Linked DNA regions of Homo sapiens: region 1 is linked to region 2. The links are chromatin contacts, found by Hi-C or POLR2A ChIA-PET in ENCODE. All regions are on one chromosome and are shown on one strand. The core of a region is the stretch at or near the end of the contact, and the rest is flanking DNA. Distances in the headings are between cores, read along the strand shown. Region 1 overlaps MARCHF3 (membrane associated ring-CH-type finger 3). Region 2 has its middle 64 kb from the start of LMNB1-DT.

Evidence for each region. Hi-C counts contacts between places; a loop is a spot of excess contacts on that map. ChIA-PET counts read pairs that join two places held with the same protein, here RNA polymerase II (POLR2A). Pooled maps may share reads with other maps.
Region 1: a loop to region 2 is called in a pooled map, with 2.1 times the contacts of the local background. The contact joins two enhancer-like sites. A Hi-C loop is called at or near these places in 1 of 50 pooled maps. POLR2A ChIA-PET finds 5 or more read pairs at or near these places in 2 of 52 experiments (HEK293 and activated T-cell).

What each region holds. Positions count from the first base shown.
Region 1 is chr5:126,982,458-126,989,992 of GRCh38, reverse strand. All of the region lies in intron 1 of MARCHF3 (membrane associated ring-CH-type finger 3), which reads left to right. Among named protein-coding and RNA genes, the nearest start is that of MARCHF3, 44 kb to the left of the region's middle. RefSeq lists enhancers at 1,577-1,756, 1,767-1,846. Within about 2 kb of position 1,737, at least 7 of the 41 ENCODE cell types and tissues checked have a DNase peak (open chromatin) inside an H3K27ac peak, as active enhancers do.
Region 2 is chr5:126,708,232-126,715,959 of GRCh38, reverse strand. No RefSeq gene overlaps it. Among named protein-coding and RNA genes, the nearest start is that of LMNB1-DT, 64 kb to the left of the region's middle. Within about 2 kb of position 2,804, at least 2 of the 41 ENCODE cell types and tissues checked have a DNase peak (open chromatin) inside an H3K27ac peak, as active enhancers do.

The DNA.
Region 1 (7,535 bases), core at 488-2,987, 280 kb before region 2:
ATTGAATTTATAAATTAATTTTTGTATTTTTAGTAGAGATGAGGTTTTGCCATATTGGCCAGGCTGGTCTCAAACTCCTGACTTCAGGTGATCTGCCCACCTTGGCCTCCCAAAGTGCTGGGATTACAGGCGTGAGCCACTGCACCCAGCCAGATTTCATTTTCAATAAAAGCAGCTTGATATTGCTGCAAGAGACACTGAAGATCAGAGTGTAATATAATAGGAAACTGTTCATAATTATAATTGATGTGCTGTAAGTATTGTGATTAATGTATACATGTTGATACTACTCCTTTCTTCTACATGTGTTACAATTTATGGTTCATCAGATCACAGTAGTGCTGAACACTCTACAAATCTCACTCCCCAGCTGAGGGAAGGTGTTAAGATGAATCTGTGCCCCTGCCTGTGGAGCTATTATCCATTTTTCCACTTAGATTTACATTGCACCAGCACTTAGACACGAACAAGATTCATGGCATCTGGGGAGGGGGAGGGGAAACTAAATTGTTGCTTAATTTTCTTCTTTAAAAAAACTTCCTTTGCTTTCTAACAAAGTGGTTAGTGTAGAAATTTCCAAATTGTCTTACTGCTTTAGCCTCTAAACCTACATTTGAAATGGTTCTCTTTAGTCCTAATATTATTATTATTATTAGTAGTAGTAGTAGTAGTAGTAGTAGTAGTACTAGTAGTAGTAGTAGTAGTAGTATTCTAGAGACAGGGTCTCTCTCTGTCACCCAGGCTGAAGTGCAGTGGTGCGATCATAGCCGACTGCAGGCTTAAACACCTAGGCTCAAGCAATCCTCCCACCTCAGCTTCCTGAGTAGCTGGGAGTACAGGTGTGCACGAGGATACTCTGCTAATTTTTTAATTTTTGTAGAGATGGGGTCTCACTATGTTGCTCAGGCTGGTCTCAAACTCCTGGCTTCAAGTGATCCTCCCACCTCAGCCTAGTCCTATTGTAGACATTTTTTCTTCAATGAAGTGTGTTGTTGATGCCAGTGGGAGTTAACTACATTTAAAAATCTCCTCTTTCATCCATGAGAGGATATTTTTGAAGAAACATCTTTTCTTTATTCCCTTTTAAAGTTTTTGTGAAAATAGTATATATATAGGTTAAGAAATAAAATAGCACAGAAATGCTTATAATGAAAAGCCATGGTTCCCTTCCAAGGACAACATGTCTCTGTGGTAATAGATGCTCACTGATGTAATAGTAGTTTACTTGCCTGATGTAATAGTAGTAATAATAATAATAAGCTTATACTCTTGCCTTTTTGCTATTTGTTCATAATCCTTCTCCCTTCCTCAACTGATAGTTATTATTTTAACTTTTCTAGTGATAATCTTTGTACCTTAAAATAATAGTTTTAAACCTCAATTTCTTGTCCCAATTTATGTAGTTAAATCTTGACTCTCCTGTCTGTTAGATCAAGATGTTAATAATCCCTGTGAAAACAGAGCATGAGTTCTCTTTTAAACTTCTCTTATGTGGTCTGAATTGTCTGTGTCTTCAGGAGTCAGGGGCCATGTTTAATTACTTGGCTTTTCTCTTTGGTGTTTCTGTTTTGTTTTTAGATATGAGTGGTGAACTTTGGTTATCCATCTGTATTTAAGAGCAAGGGGCTGAGTTTTATTTTTCTTCACAGATGGTGTGGGTTTCCCCTGCTCTTATATATGTAGATCCGGTTTCCTGTTATTGCTGCCTATGAATAGGAAATCTGCATGGAACCTTGATGTTGGGTGGGGGGCTTGTCTCCTGGAAGTTTCACTTTCAGATCAAGACTGAGAATGGGCTGGATTTTAGTCAGGAGTTTATGTGTGTGTGGTAAGGGGATTCAAAGGATTTAAATACCTGGGGATTTGACGGGGGCGGGGTGTGCTTTACTCTAGAGTGTTTGCATATAATCTGGCCCTCCTAGTTCTTTCTAGACAGTTTTTTTTAACTTTTTATTTTGAACTAATTTTAGACGTAGAGACAAGTTACTAAAATAATACAGAGTTTCTGTATGTCCCTCATGCGGCTTCCCGTAATGTTAATGTTATCTACTATATCCAGGCAGTTTTTCAATTTCTTTATAGATCAAGAGTCCTCTGATATTTGGCCCCCAAGTAAAATCATGGGTTTCTAGTGCAGTGCATGGACCTAAGGCAGGGAGTAGGGGAGGAGAGTGAGGGGTACCCACAGTGTCCCTTAGGCAGACTTCAGTTCACTTCTCTCTTCTCCACCCGGACTTGAAATCCCAGTCTCTGTTGCAGCTTCCCAGTGGGCCTGGGGTTTTGTTGGCATGTTGCTGGACAGCTCACTCCCACCCTCTGACTTTCCTGAAGTTTTCTCCAATATATTCTAGACTCTTTCATTCTTGCTTTGTATCAGGTAGGGTTCTCCATAGTGGGGGTTGGGGGATGGGGAAGTGGCAGAGGGGTGAAAGAAAGACAGAGAAATATTTGTTTTAAGGAATTGGCTCACGCAGTCGTGGGGGCTGGGAAGTCCAAAACCCATGGGGCAGGCAGACATGCCAGAAATTCAGTTAAGAGTTGATGTTGCAGTCTTGAGTCCCAAATTCATAGCACAGGCCAGCAGACTGGAAACTCAGGCAGGAATTCTATGTTACAGTCTTTTTTATTTTCTTTCTTTTTTTCTGTGGTAAGAACAAAACTTGAGATTTACCCTCGTATCAAATGTTTAAGTACACCCTGTATTATTCTTGATAATGTCAAGACAAGAATGACAGTGGATTTCTAGGGCATATTCATCTTGTTTGACTGAAACTTTATACCCACTAATGAATAACTCCTCATTTTCTATGTTACAATCTTGAGGCAGAATTCCTTCTTCTCCAAGAAAGCTCAGTTTTTGCCCTTATGGCCTTCAGCTGATTAGATGAGGCCTACCCATATGATGGAGGGTAATCTGATTGACTTAAATTCAGATGATTGTAACTGTTCATCACATCCACAAATACCCTCACAGCAACATATAGACTAGTGTTTGACCAAACAACTGGCCACCATAGCCTAGCCAAGTTGACACATAAAACTGTCATACATTCTATTCTATTTGCCATCTTCTTCCTGGCCTCCAGAAATTTGTTGAAATTTTCTTTTCATGATGTTCATCTCCCAATTGCATCACTCTCATGTCTTTTTCCTTTTAGTATTATTCTCTTAGAGTCCAGAGAATCAAAGTTTATTTGTTAAAGAGAACCCAGTTTTTCATACAGGTGCCTCTCCCAAACACTGGCATGTCAACGAAGGTCAGCAGTCTTCTTAAGGTTAAAAAAGAGAAAAGGCATATGATTTAGCTCAAATTTATTTGCCTTACATATTACTCTAGACAGTTTCATCAGTGTTCATTTTTGGGTATCTATCTCATTGTACTTATTTAGAGTTTTTTATATATTCATGTTATTTACTCTGACCTATTTAAATGAAACTGTTTTCCTATTTATTTGGAAGTAAGTTCATCCAATGTGAAATATTTTTTAAAATCTTCATACTGTGAGTTTAATTTTAAAATAATAAACTACGATTTTTAAAGGGTTTATTCACATTACCTTGAGCAATACTTTGTCTAAATTAGATGCTCAAAAAATTGCTTACATTTTCAAAAAATTATTTAGCTTTGTATAATAAAGGCATAAGTTAATATGATACTTAGAGATTTTGAATGCTTTAATTGTGGGTATTTAACTCCCTGCCCACTTTTGATGCTACTTATAAGGTAGGGAGGTGGCAGGCATTTTTAGTTTCTTGGGTAGCACACTTGGGCCCTGTCTGAAATGTTTAATAATTTGCCTGAGGTCATTTTCCTTACGGTTTCAAGACTGCTACAAACTCCAGGTCTTTTGACTCCTACTTCTGCGCTCTTTATTTTGCATATGTTACACTATGCTGTACATATCCTTGGGGAATATTTGACAATGAACATATTTCCATAAATCCCAGTACTGTTAGATATGCTTGCAATGGATTCACATGCAGAGCATGTTCTGCTAATGATTTAAACTCTTTTGTAAGAAGGTGAGTTTCCTTGGATGATCAACCACCCCACTGTGTTCCTTGTATGTTCTATATCCAGGGACCAAATAGAGTCATGCATGAAAAATACTCTCAAGGTCAGGTTCTCTCCCTGCAAACGTGTATTTAAGAATCAAAAACAACTGTGTGTTTTCAGAACCCAAGTATCCCCACCACCTCTAAAAATTCATCCAGGTAGGCCGGGCGCAGTGGCTCACGCCTGTAATCCCAGCACTTTGGGAGGCCGATGCAGGTGGATCACGAGGTCAGGAGATCGAGACCATCCTGGCCAACATGGTGAAACCCTGTCTCTACTAAAAAATAAAAAATAAAAAAATTAGCCAGGCGTGGTGGCGGGCGCCTGTAGTCCCAGCTATTCGGGAGGTGAGGCAGGGGAATTGCTTGAACCCAAGAGGGGGAGGTTGCAGTGAGCCAAGATCGTGCCACTGCACTCCAGCCTGGGCGACAGAGTGAGACTCCGTCTCAAAAAAAAAAAAAAAATAAAAGTTCATCCAGATTAAAAAAAGTATTTTTTTATCTAGTATTTACACAAACACATCAAATTAAACCCATCATATGATTCACTAAGAGCACACAGAACTGTAACCCTGTCCCTCCCATTCTTCCCAAAATGCATCTTTTCAAAAGTCAGATTGTGGTTTAATTAAATGACCAGATGAAAAGTAATAATGCCTCTGTTTTAGAAAAAGAAAAAGAGCAGCATTTCAATGTAAATCCTGGCTCACTGTCACAAATAAATATTTTTTCCTTTTTTTGTAGGCATACCATATGCCTTAATTTAGTATGAAATGCATGTTACAAAAGCCAAGAGTAGTCCCCCCAAAGGAAATCCCCATCCTCCAGGTCCATTCACCATTGTTCTGAATTAAATTTCTCCCACCACCACCTGGGGGAGAGTAGGGAGAGTTTCCTCACCACTCACACCCACCTTTGACTTCTCAATTTTTCGTTATTCCTCTTTTTTCCAGGGCTGCCTCTGAGGCCTCCCACCCAGCCTCCCAGCTCCCACCTTTCCACTAGAGTCATGCACTCACTGACAGCTTAAGTGCCTAACTAATCTTTGCTGCAAATTATGTATTATTCAGACCAGTTTCAGGCCAGACCTCATATTATTCCACTTAGTTTTCCAGAGGTTTAAAGGATTAAATAATCCTCCAAGTATTTCCTGTTATCACTCCTCTTTCTTCAGTGCATAGGAGTATCCTCTGGACCTGGGGTTCATAATCTCCAGTCTGTGGCTTGGCTTTCAGGGACCTGTGAATCCCCAGAAGTGAAAAGCAGAATTATGTGAGCATCAGTGCATTTTCTTGGCGGGGTGACTCTATAGTTTTTCTTGTATCCTAGAAGAGACCCATGACCCAAGAATGTTTAAAGAGAGTGGCTGGCTCTCAGGGGCCCGCCCTGGAAGCCCAGCTCTCGCCACCTCCTTCTGTTTTAACTTGAGGCCTAGGTTGGATTCTGTGCTGATCCTGTTTCCTACTGGTTCCCCTATGGACCTCAACCTGTGGGACGTGACCTCCTGTACTTTTTCTCCAGTATACTACCCCCTTGGCTGGACCTAACCTGCTTGGCTTTCCTTACTCCCTTCCACATCCCCCTGTCCTGCTGTAGAAGGGGTGCCTGTCCTGCTTATTTCCTAAGTACCTTTATGCTGGTTTGGTTTATTCTAGAGTTTCTCTGAATATAGAGTATCTCCAGAAGTTTTCCTCAACCCCCTTCCTCCTCATCAGTCCACGTGGCCTGTCCTAGAACCACTGTCCTCTTAAAGGATGGCACATTGCCTTCTCAGGGAATGGCATGGCTCAAAAGACAGTAGCACCCCCATGCCCTTGGAAATCCAGGCATTGTCTTTTCCCACAACCCCCTAAAATTGCGAGATCCCACATTAGCATTGCATAATATCCCCCCACCCCAGTCCTATCCAGTTAGCTGTAGATCACAAGCAGGTTTTAATCTTTTGCTACAACCTGGCTTAATAACTTCTCTCTCTTAGTTGTATGATAGTGGCTTCTGTATTTTCCAGTTAATTTCTCAATGTTGGAGTTGGGAAAAAATAGCCAACACTAAACATGAAAAAGATGAAGGAAGCTGGAGATAAGAAAAAGATAGAGGAACACAGACTTCCCATGTTCTCCTTTGGTTGCCTCTTTGCTTTGGTATAGGCCTCTTCTGAGAGAACCCTTTGCATCCTGCGCTCCTTCTGATTTGCCTCCCGTTAAGTGTCAGGGATGAGGGAAGGGACAAGTTGGAAAGCGAGGGACCTGGCTCCTCAGCCGTCTGAGCCCCAGTGGACTGACCTCAGCATCATAAATCATAAATTGGTAGCAAGGTTGGATTTGAGGCCCCGAGTAAATTGCTGTTCTAGTCCAAAGTTAGCTCTTCATGAGGTCTGCATTCTGAGCCTGCTGACAGTTCCGAGAGCCTTTGCTGATATCCAAAAGAGAGAATTTGAGTCCTGCCATATTTAGATCCCTGCCCTAAGTCAAAGTTCTGAGCTGCTCTGTCCCTGTTTCTGATACATGATCTTGTGCTGAGGAAGTGACCAGTCTGTGGCCTCAAAGACTCAGGAAAGCCTGGTCATGGGCAGAGGGCTAGTTCCTGTCCCCTGATAGGGACGGAGGCACCAAGGCCCACCAGATCGCCTGCCCACCCCTTCCCTGCCCTCCTGGAGCCGATTTTTAAGAAGGATCATCTGTCCCTTCATTTACTGAAAAACAGGCAGCATTCTTGTGAAGCCAAAGCCAACTCCCTTCTGGGACCTGTGGGGACTGCTGGAGCAGTGTCCGGTGGCATCCAGCGATGTGATTCCTCTGCATGGTTAAGCCAGCTCTTCTCTTGCAGAGGGAAGATAGAAGCACAACAGAGGAGTGCACAGCTGACCCCATACTCCCTACTCCCTCCATGCGCCACTGCTTCTCCTATCTTTTAAGAAATGAAAACAACATAAAATGCTGGGGCCCAGCTGTGCACCTATGTCAGGATTAGCTGTAAGGTCCCCAGTATGCTCAGTCAGCTCAGCTATTTTGCCTTTTATCAAAGGAGTCACCCTAACCTGGACCTTGTGGGAGACAACCACATTAGTGGTATAACAAAAACAATTCAGAACAAGGCATATATACCCCAATTCAACTCCCATCTCTGAGCTTTGTACTCTACTTTGTACTTCACATTTGATCTAATTAGTGCTCAGAGTATTTCTGTGAAGGTGCATTTATCCCATTTTACAAATGTGAAAATCTAGAGTAGAGAGTTGATGTGCCCCAGATGTTACAGCTAGCCATTAGTAGACCAAGGTTCAAACCCAGGTCTTCTGATGTGAAAGCCCTTGCTTGTCCTACTACCCCTTGCTACTGTGGCCATCTAGTAGATCCTAGGACTGTGCATTAGGTCATCTGGGACTCTGAAAATAATTAAGTCAGACTCTCTGCAGATGGGGCCCAGACTGCCTTGGGAAGAGCTGCAAAGCAGGTCAGCTTCCCCTCCAGTAGTGTTGG
Region 2 (7,728 bases), core at 1,555-4,054:
TATCCTGTGAATATTCTCCCTCTTCTGTGGAACATTCCTCCCTGCCCCACCTTCACTCCCATACCCCATACTTAACTTTTTCCTCCATTTGCATAATTTTCTCTGAATAGTACTTTTTACCAGCTTAATCCTAAACTTTCTCCTAGTTTTGAAATTCTTGTTTCAGTAAGATCAAATACATTAGGCACTCAGTCAGTTCCTTCTCTGTAAAGAAATCTTTCCTGCAGCTTCCCAATGGGTTCTAGTCAGGATAGGTGACCCTCAGCTGTTCTGAGCAGCTCTTGCCCTGAGAATCTTCCAATATCATCTTTCTGGAGAATCCTTTTGCCTCCCTATTGTGTTGGATCCTTGTTTCCCAGATCCTATACCTTCCTCAGTCTTTATTTAGTCTTTTTTTTTTTTTTCTTTTTGAGACAGAGTCTCGCTCTGTCACCCAGGCTGGAGTGCAATGGTGCGATCTCAGCTCACTGCAACCTCCACCTTCTGGGTTCAAGTGATTCTCCTGCCTCAGCCTCCCGAGTAGCTGAGACTACAGATGTGTACCACCATGCCCGGATAATTTTTGTATTTTTAGTAGAGATGGGGTTTCACCATGTTGGCCAGGCTGGTCTCAAACTCCTGACCTCAAGTGATCTGCCCATCTCATCCTCCCAAAGTGCTGGGATTACAGGCATGAGCCACCAGGCCCAGCCTCTTTTAATTTAGTAAAGCCACATCCTCCCATAGACTCCTGAGACTGAGTGGGTCAGTAGTTCCTTCTTTTTACTGCTGTATGTTGCTCCATTGTGTAACTATATCACATTTTGGTTTTCTTTTATTGTTGATGGGCTTTTGGATTGTTTCCAGTTTGAGGCTATTACAAATAGTGCTACATGGCCAGGCGCGGTGGCTCATGCCTGTAATCCCAGCACTTTGGGAGGCTGAGGTGGGTGGATCACCTGAGGTCAGGAGATCGAGACCATCCTGGCAAACATGGTGAAACCCCATCTCTACTAAAATACAAAAAATTAGCCGGGTGTGGTGGCATGCGCCTGTAGTCGCAGCTACTTGGGAGGCTGAGACAGGGGAATCGCTTGAACCCGGGAGGCGGAGGTTGCAGTGAGCCGAGATCGTCCCAATGCACTCCAGCTTGGTGACAGAGCAAGACTCCGTCTCAAGAAAAAAAAAAGGTAGTGCTACCATGAAAATTTTAGCACGTCTTTTGGCATCTAATTATATAATAATTTTTTTTTTTTTGAGACAGAGTTTCACTCTTGTTGCCCAGGCTGCAGTGCAATGGCGCGATCTCGGCTCACCGCAACCTCTACCTCCTGGGTTCAAGCAATTCTCCTGCCTCAGCCTCCTGAGTAGCTGGGATTACAGGCACCTGCCACCACGTCCGGCTAATTTTGTCTTTTTAGTAGAGACAGGGTTTCTCTATGTTGGTCAGGCTGGTCTTGAACTCCTGACCTCAGGTGATCCACCCACCTCGGCCTCCCAAAGTGCTGGGATTACAGGCGTGAGCCACCATGCCCAGCCTATAATAATTTTTTGTTGGTGTATACTTAGGTGTGAAATTTCTGGTATAAGATATATATATATATATATATATATATATATATATATATTCAGATTTAGTAGATATTGCCAGGAAGTTTTCCTAAGTTGTTGGACTAAGTTATAGTCCCACCAGGAATGTATGAGAATCCAAATTCCTCTACAGCTTCACCAGCACTTCATATTTTCTGCCTTGCTTCCATGTTTGAAGGTTGTAGAAGTTTATGTTTTTTTATTTTTAAAAAGCATATCTCTTCTTTTTCATTTTTAACATTTTTATTGAGATATAATTTACACATCGTAAAGGTACCCATGTATTTATTTATTTATTTATTTGAGACAGGGTCTGGGTCTGTGCCCAGGCTAGAGTGAAGTGGCGCTATCTCAGCTCACCGCAACCTCTGGCTCCTCCCACATCAGCCTCCCAAGTAGTTGGGACTACAGGCGTGCGCCACCACCCCAGCTAATTTTTGCTTTTTTTTTTTTTTTTGGTAGAGATGGTGTTTGGCCATGTTGCCCAGGTTGGTCTTGAATTCCTAGGTTTAAGTGATCCACCCACCTCAGCCTCCCAAAGTGCTGAGATTATAGGTGTGAGCCACCATGCCCGGTCCAAAGGTAACCGTTTAAAATATATAATACAAATTCAATTTAGTATAATCACAGAGCTGTGCCATCATCACCACAACGTGATTTTAGAACATTTTTGTCACTCCAAAAGACCATACCCATTAGCAGTCACTCTATTTCCCTTCCCTCACAGCTCCTGATAACCACTATTCTGCTCTCTCCATCTATGATTTGGACTATTCTGAGTGTCTCATATAATTGGCCTCACACAATATTTGCCCTTTTCTGTCTGGCTAATTTCAGTTAGCATGTTTTCAAGGTTAATTCATGTTGTAGCATGTATTGGTACTTCATTCTTTTTCATCAGTGAATGATATTTTATTGTATGGATATATCACATTTTGTTTATCGGTTGATGGACATTTGGGTTATTTTTACTTTTTTGCTATTATTAATAGTGCTTCTATGAACATTCATGTACAAGTTTTTGTGTGTACATATGTCTTCCACATATTTCTCTTGGATAGATGCTTGGGAGTAGAGTTGCTGGGTCATATAGGAAGTCTATGTTTAGCATTTTGAGGAACTGAAAAACCGTTTTCTAAAGTGGTTGCATCATTGTACAGTCCCACTAGCAATGTCTGAGGATTTCAATTTCTCCACATCTTCAACAATATCTGTTATTATCTATCTTTTTTGTTACAGCTATTCCAGGATGTATTAGTCAGCTTGAGCTGCCATAACAAAATATCATAGATTGGCTGGGCATGGTGACTCACACCAGTAAACCCAGCACTTTGGGAGATCGAGGTGGATGGATCACCTGAGGTCAGGAGTTCGAGACCAGCCTGGCCAAACTGGTGAAACCCTGTCTCTACTAAAAATACAAAAAATATTAGCCAGGTGTGGTGGCGCACACCTGTAATACCAGCCACTTGGGAAACTGAGGCAGGAGAATTGCTTGAACCCAGGAGACGAGATGGAGGTTGCAGTGAGCCAGATCCCACCACTGAACTCCAGCCTGGGCGACACTGCAAGACTCTATCTTAAAAAAAACAAAAAAACAAAAAAACAAAAACACAAAAACAAAAACACACCATAAACTGGGTGGCTTAAACAGGAATTTCTCACGTTCTGGAGGTTAGGACGTCCAAGATCAAGGTATCAGTTTGACTCCAGGTGAGGGCTGTCTTCTTGCAGGACCCTATCCTTATGACCTAATTAACCCTAATTACTTTCATAAAGGCTCTATCTCCAAATACTATCTCATTGGGGGTTAGGGTTTCAACATATGAATTTTGTGGGGCCACAATATGTAGACCATAACATAGAAAGTATAAAGTGGCATCTCATGTTTTTGATTTGTATTCCCCTAGGAGTAATGATGTTGTGTATCTTTTCACGTGTTTATGAGCCATTCATATATCTTCTTTGGAGAAATGTCTATTCAAATCCTTCGTTATTGTTACATTTAGTTTTTGTCTTTTTATTATTTGAACAGTAAGTCCTTTGTATATTCTGGATAAATTCCCTTAACAGATACATGATTTGCAAATATATATATATATATATATATATTTTTTTTTTTTTTTTTTTGAGACAAAGTCTCCCTCTGTCACCCAGGCTGGAGTGCAGTGGCGTGATCTCAGCTCACTGCAGCCTCCGCCTCCTGGGTTCACACCATTCTCCTGCCTCATCCTCCCGAGCAGTTGGGATTACAGGCGCTGGCCACCACGCCTGGCTAATTTTTTGTATTTTTAGTAGAGACGGAGTTTCACCGTGTTAGCCACGATGGTCTCGATCTCCTGACTTTGTGATCCACCCACTTCGGCCTCCCAAAGTGCTGGGATTACAGGCTGAGAAACACATATTTTCTAAAGTAATCATTTTTAATTATAAAATGTCACAAAAACACAAACTTCTGCAAATACTGGAATTACCAAAAAAGCAAAGAAAACAAATTACATTGTGAAAGAATTAAATTATGAAAACAGAAAACATAAAAGAAAATCATAGAACCAAGACCAGATATGTCTATTATATCAAACAATCAGGCCAGGTGCAGTGGCTCACACCTGTAATCCCAGCACTTTGGAAGGCCCAGGTGGACAGATCGCTTGAGCCCAGGAGTTTGAGACCAGCCTGGGCAATATAGGGAGATACTGTCTCTGCAAAAAAATGAAAAAAATTAGCTAACCATGGTGGTCTACACCTGTAGTCCCAGCTACTCAGGAGGCTGATGTGGGAGGATCTCTTGAGCCTGGGAGCCAAGATTGCCTTACTGTACTCCAGCCTGGGTGACAGAGTGAGACCTTGTCTCAAAACAAAAAACAAAAACCCTGAACAAAATTTACATAGTAGAAATAATATATGTCACATTTTCTAATTGCAATGTGATAATAGTAGACTTACAGTATCACAAAATAACAAGGTTCTTCTATCCAAATGTGTAAAGAAAACAAATACTCTCTTACATAACTCTTGGTTCAAGAGGGATATTCTATACTAGGTAGCCATAACTTGTAAATGAAAATGATGCACTAAAAATTAAAGCACACCGAAGTTCTTGAATTGTTCAGGAGGTGAACAGAATCATCAGTTTTTGACTTTGTCAAATAACATGTGAGTATCTAAAAATTTGGGGATTGCCAGTGAGAAAAATAAATAGCATGTGTAATTTCTAAACTAGTAGAAGCAAATGGAGCCCTAAAGAAAAATTTAGCAGTATGGCAGAAAGGCAGAAGTCAGAAAAATTTAGCAGAAGGCAGAAAGGAGTGGGGAGAAAAGCAAAGAAAGTAAACAGAATTTATAGAAATAAGTCCAAATATATCAAGAATAATGATACATTTGGCCAGGCATGGTAGCTCACGGCTGTAATCCTCAGTGCTTTGGGAGGCCAAGGCGGGCAGATCACTTGAGGTCATGAGTTCGAGACCAGCCTGGCCAACATGATGAAACCCTGTCTCTACAAAAACTACAAAAATTAGCCCGGCGTGGTGGTGCATGCCTGTAATCCCAGCTACTAGGGAGGCTGAGGCAGGAAAATCGCTTAAACCGAGGAGACGGAGGTTGCAGTGAGCTGATATTGCACCACTGCACTCCAGCCTGGGCAACAGAACGAGACTCCATCTCAAAAAAAAAAAAAAGTTACTAAGGTTTAAACTACATTATTAACAAGCTAGATTAAATGGACATGTATAGAACCCTGCACCAACAGTTAGAGAACTCACATTCTTTTCAGGCACATGGAACATTTTCAAAATTGACATAGTAGGCCATGAAGCAAATCTCAACAAAGTTTGAGGAATCTATTTCAAACAACCAAATAGTTTGAACAAATATAATGAAATTTGAAAATAATAATTAAGTGCCAGCCAATTACCTTATACATTTGGAATATTTAAAATACTTTTTAAAGTAAGCAGTGAGAGGTGGGAGGATCACTTGAGACTGGGAGTTTGCAACTGTCTTGGGCAATATAGCAAGACCCCATCTCTACAAAAATAAAAAATAAACAAGGAATGAAAGAATAAATAGAAATGTAAAAACAAACAAACAAATAAATAAAGAAGTTTAAGTCAGGCTGTATTTTGAACTTACCAACAATGAGAACACTACTCACTAAAATTTGTCAGATGCAGTTGAGAAAGGATTTGGAAAGAACCAATAGTCTTAAGATGCATACATTAGAAAATAGAAAATATTAACAAATAAATAAACTAAATATCCAATGCAAGTTAGAAAAAAAAAAACCAGAGTCATCCCAAGTAAAAGGCTGGAAATAAGATAGCAGTAGAAGTTAATGAAATAGAAAGCAAAGAAGCAAGGCCGGGTGCGGTGGCTCACGCCTGTAATCCCAGAACATTTGTAGGCTGAGACAGGTGCATCACTTGAGGCCAGGAGATCAAGACCAGCCTGACCAACATGGTGAAACCCCATCTCTACTAAAAATACAAAAATTATCTGGGCATGGCAGCATGCACCTGTAATCCCAGCTACTGGGGAGGCTGAGGCAGGAGAATCACTTGAGCCTAGGAGGCGGAGGGTGCAGTGAGCCGAGATCGTGCCATTGCACTCCAGCCTAGGCAACAGAGTGAGACTCTGTCTCAAACAAAAAAAGAAAGCAAGGAAGCAATAGGAAGTATAAATAAAATCGAGGCTGAATCTCTACAAAGACCAGTAACGTAGACTATCATCTGGTGAAGCTGGGCACAGTGGCTCACACCTGTAATTCCAGCACTTCGGGAGGCCAAGGCAGGTAAATCAACTGAGGTCAGGAGTTTGAGACCAGCCTGCCCAACATGGTGAAACCCGGTCTCTACTAAAAACACAAAAGTTAGCTGGGCTTGGTGGTGTGCACCTGTAATCCCAGTTACTTGGGAGGCTGAGGCTGGGGAATCGCTTGAATCTGGGAGGCAGGGGTCATAGTGAGCCGAGATTTCACCACTGCCCTCCAGCCTGAGCAACAGGAGACTCTCTCCGGAGGAAAAAAAAAAAAAAAAAAAAAAAAAAAAAAAAACCTCATCTGGTGAAATTTTTCAAGGAAAATGAGAGTTGAGGCAGAAGTAAATAATATTAGGAAGGAAAAACAGGATATAACGTAGAGAGTTTAAAAAATTCAAAAGATAAAAACTATGGACAACTGATGCCATTACATTCAATTACTTTGGCCAAATGATTAACTTTCTAGAATAATTCAAGTTAATAAACTCACTCAAGCTGATTAAACAAACTTGTAATTGTTAAAGTAGCAGGATCAACATTTAAGAATATACCCAGGGAAAGCATCAAGGCCAGAAAATTTTACAGATGAGTTTTGTCAAGCTTCAAAGATCTGATAATTCTTATTATCTACAAATGTTTCCAAATACTAGAGAAACAGAAAACTTACTCATGATGCTTAATGTGTAATTTTGATATCAAAACTTGAGAAGAAAGTCATGAAAAAAGAAGATTATAGCTCATTATTGGTTATACACATAGAAGCAAACATCCTAAATAAAACATCTATAAATAAAATCCAGCAATATGTGACTAAGTAGACATTATCCCAGGGATGTAAAGATGGTTTAAGATGAGAGAATCTATTAATATAATATACCACACTAACAAATTAAAGGACAAAAACTCATTTTAATCAACATAAAAAGGGCACTGACAAATTTTGATACTTCTTCAAGATTAACAACAACAAAAAATTAACCAAAAAAAAAAAAAAACAATTAGCTAAAAATCTGTTTCTTAACCTGATAATAGTAATCTCCAAAAACCTACAGCAACCATCATACTTAATAGTGAAATAGTAGAAATATTCTTATTAATGCCTGGAATGAGAAAAGGATGTTTGCTGTCACTGCTTCTATTCAACATTGAACTGAAGATCCTAGACTATGCAAGAAGTCAAGAAAAAAAGTGTAAGGATTAAAAAGGTTAAAACAAATTCATCATTATATATAGAAAGTATAACTCTCCACATAGAATATTAAGAATATATATGGGAAAACTATTAAAAATAGTAGGAGAATTTGACAAGGTTGCTGGGTAACAGACTAAAGCAAAAAACAAAACAAGGTGACAGAGGGGAGTTTCTGTATATCATTGTAAACAAAAATAAAATGCAACTTT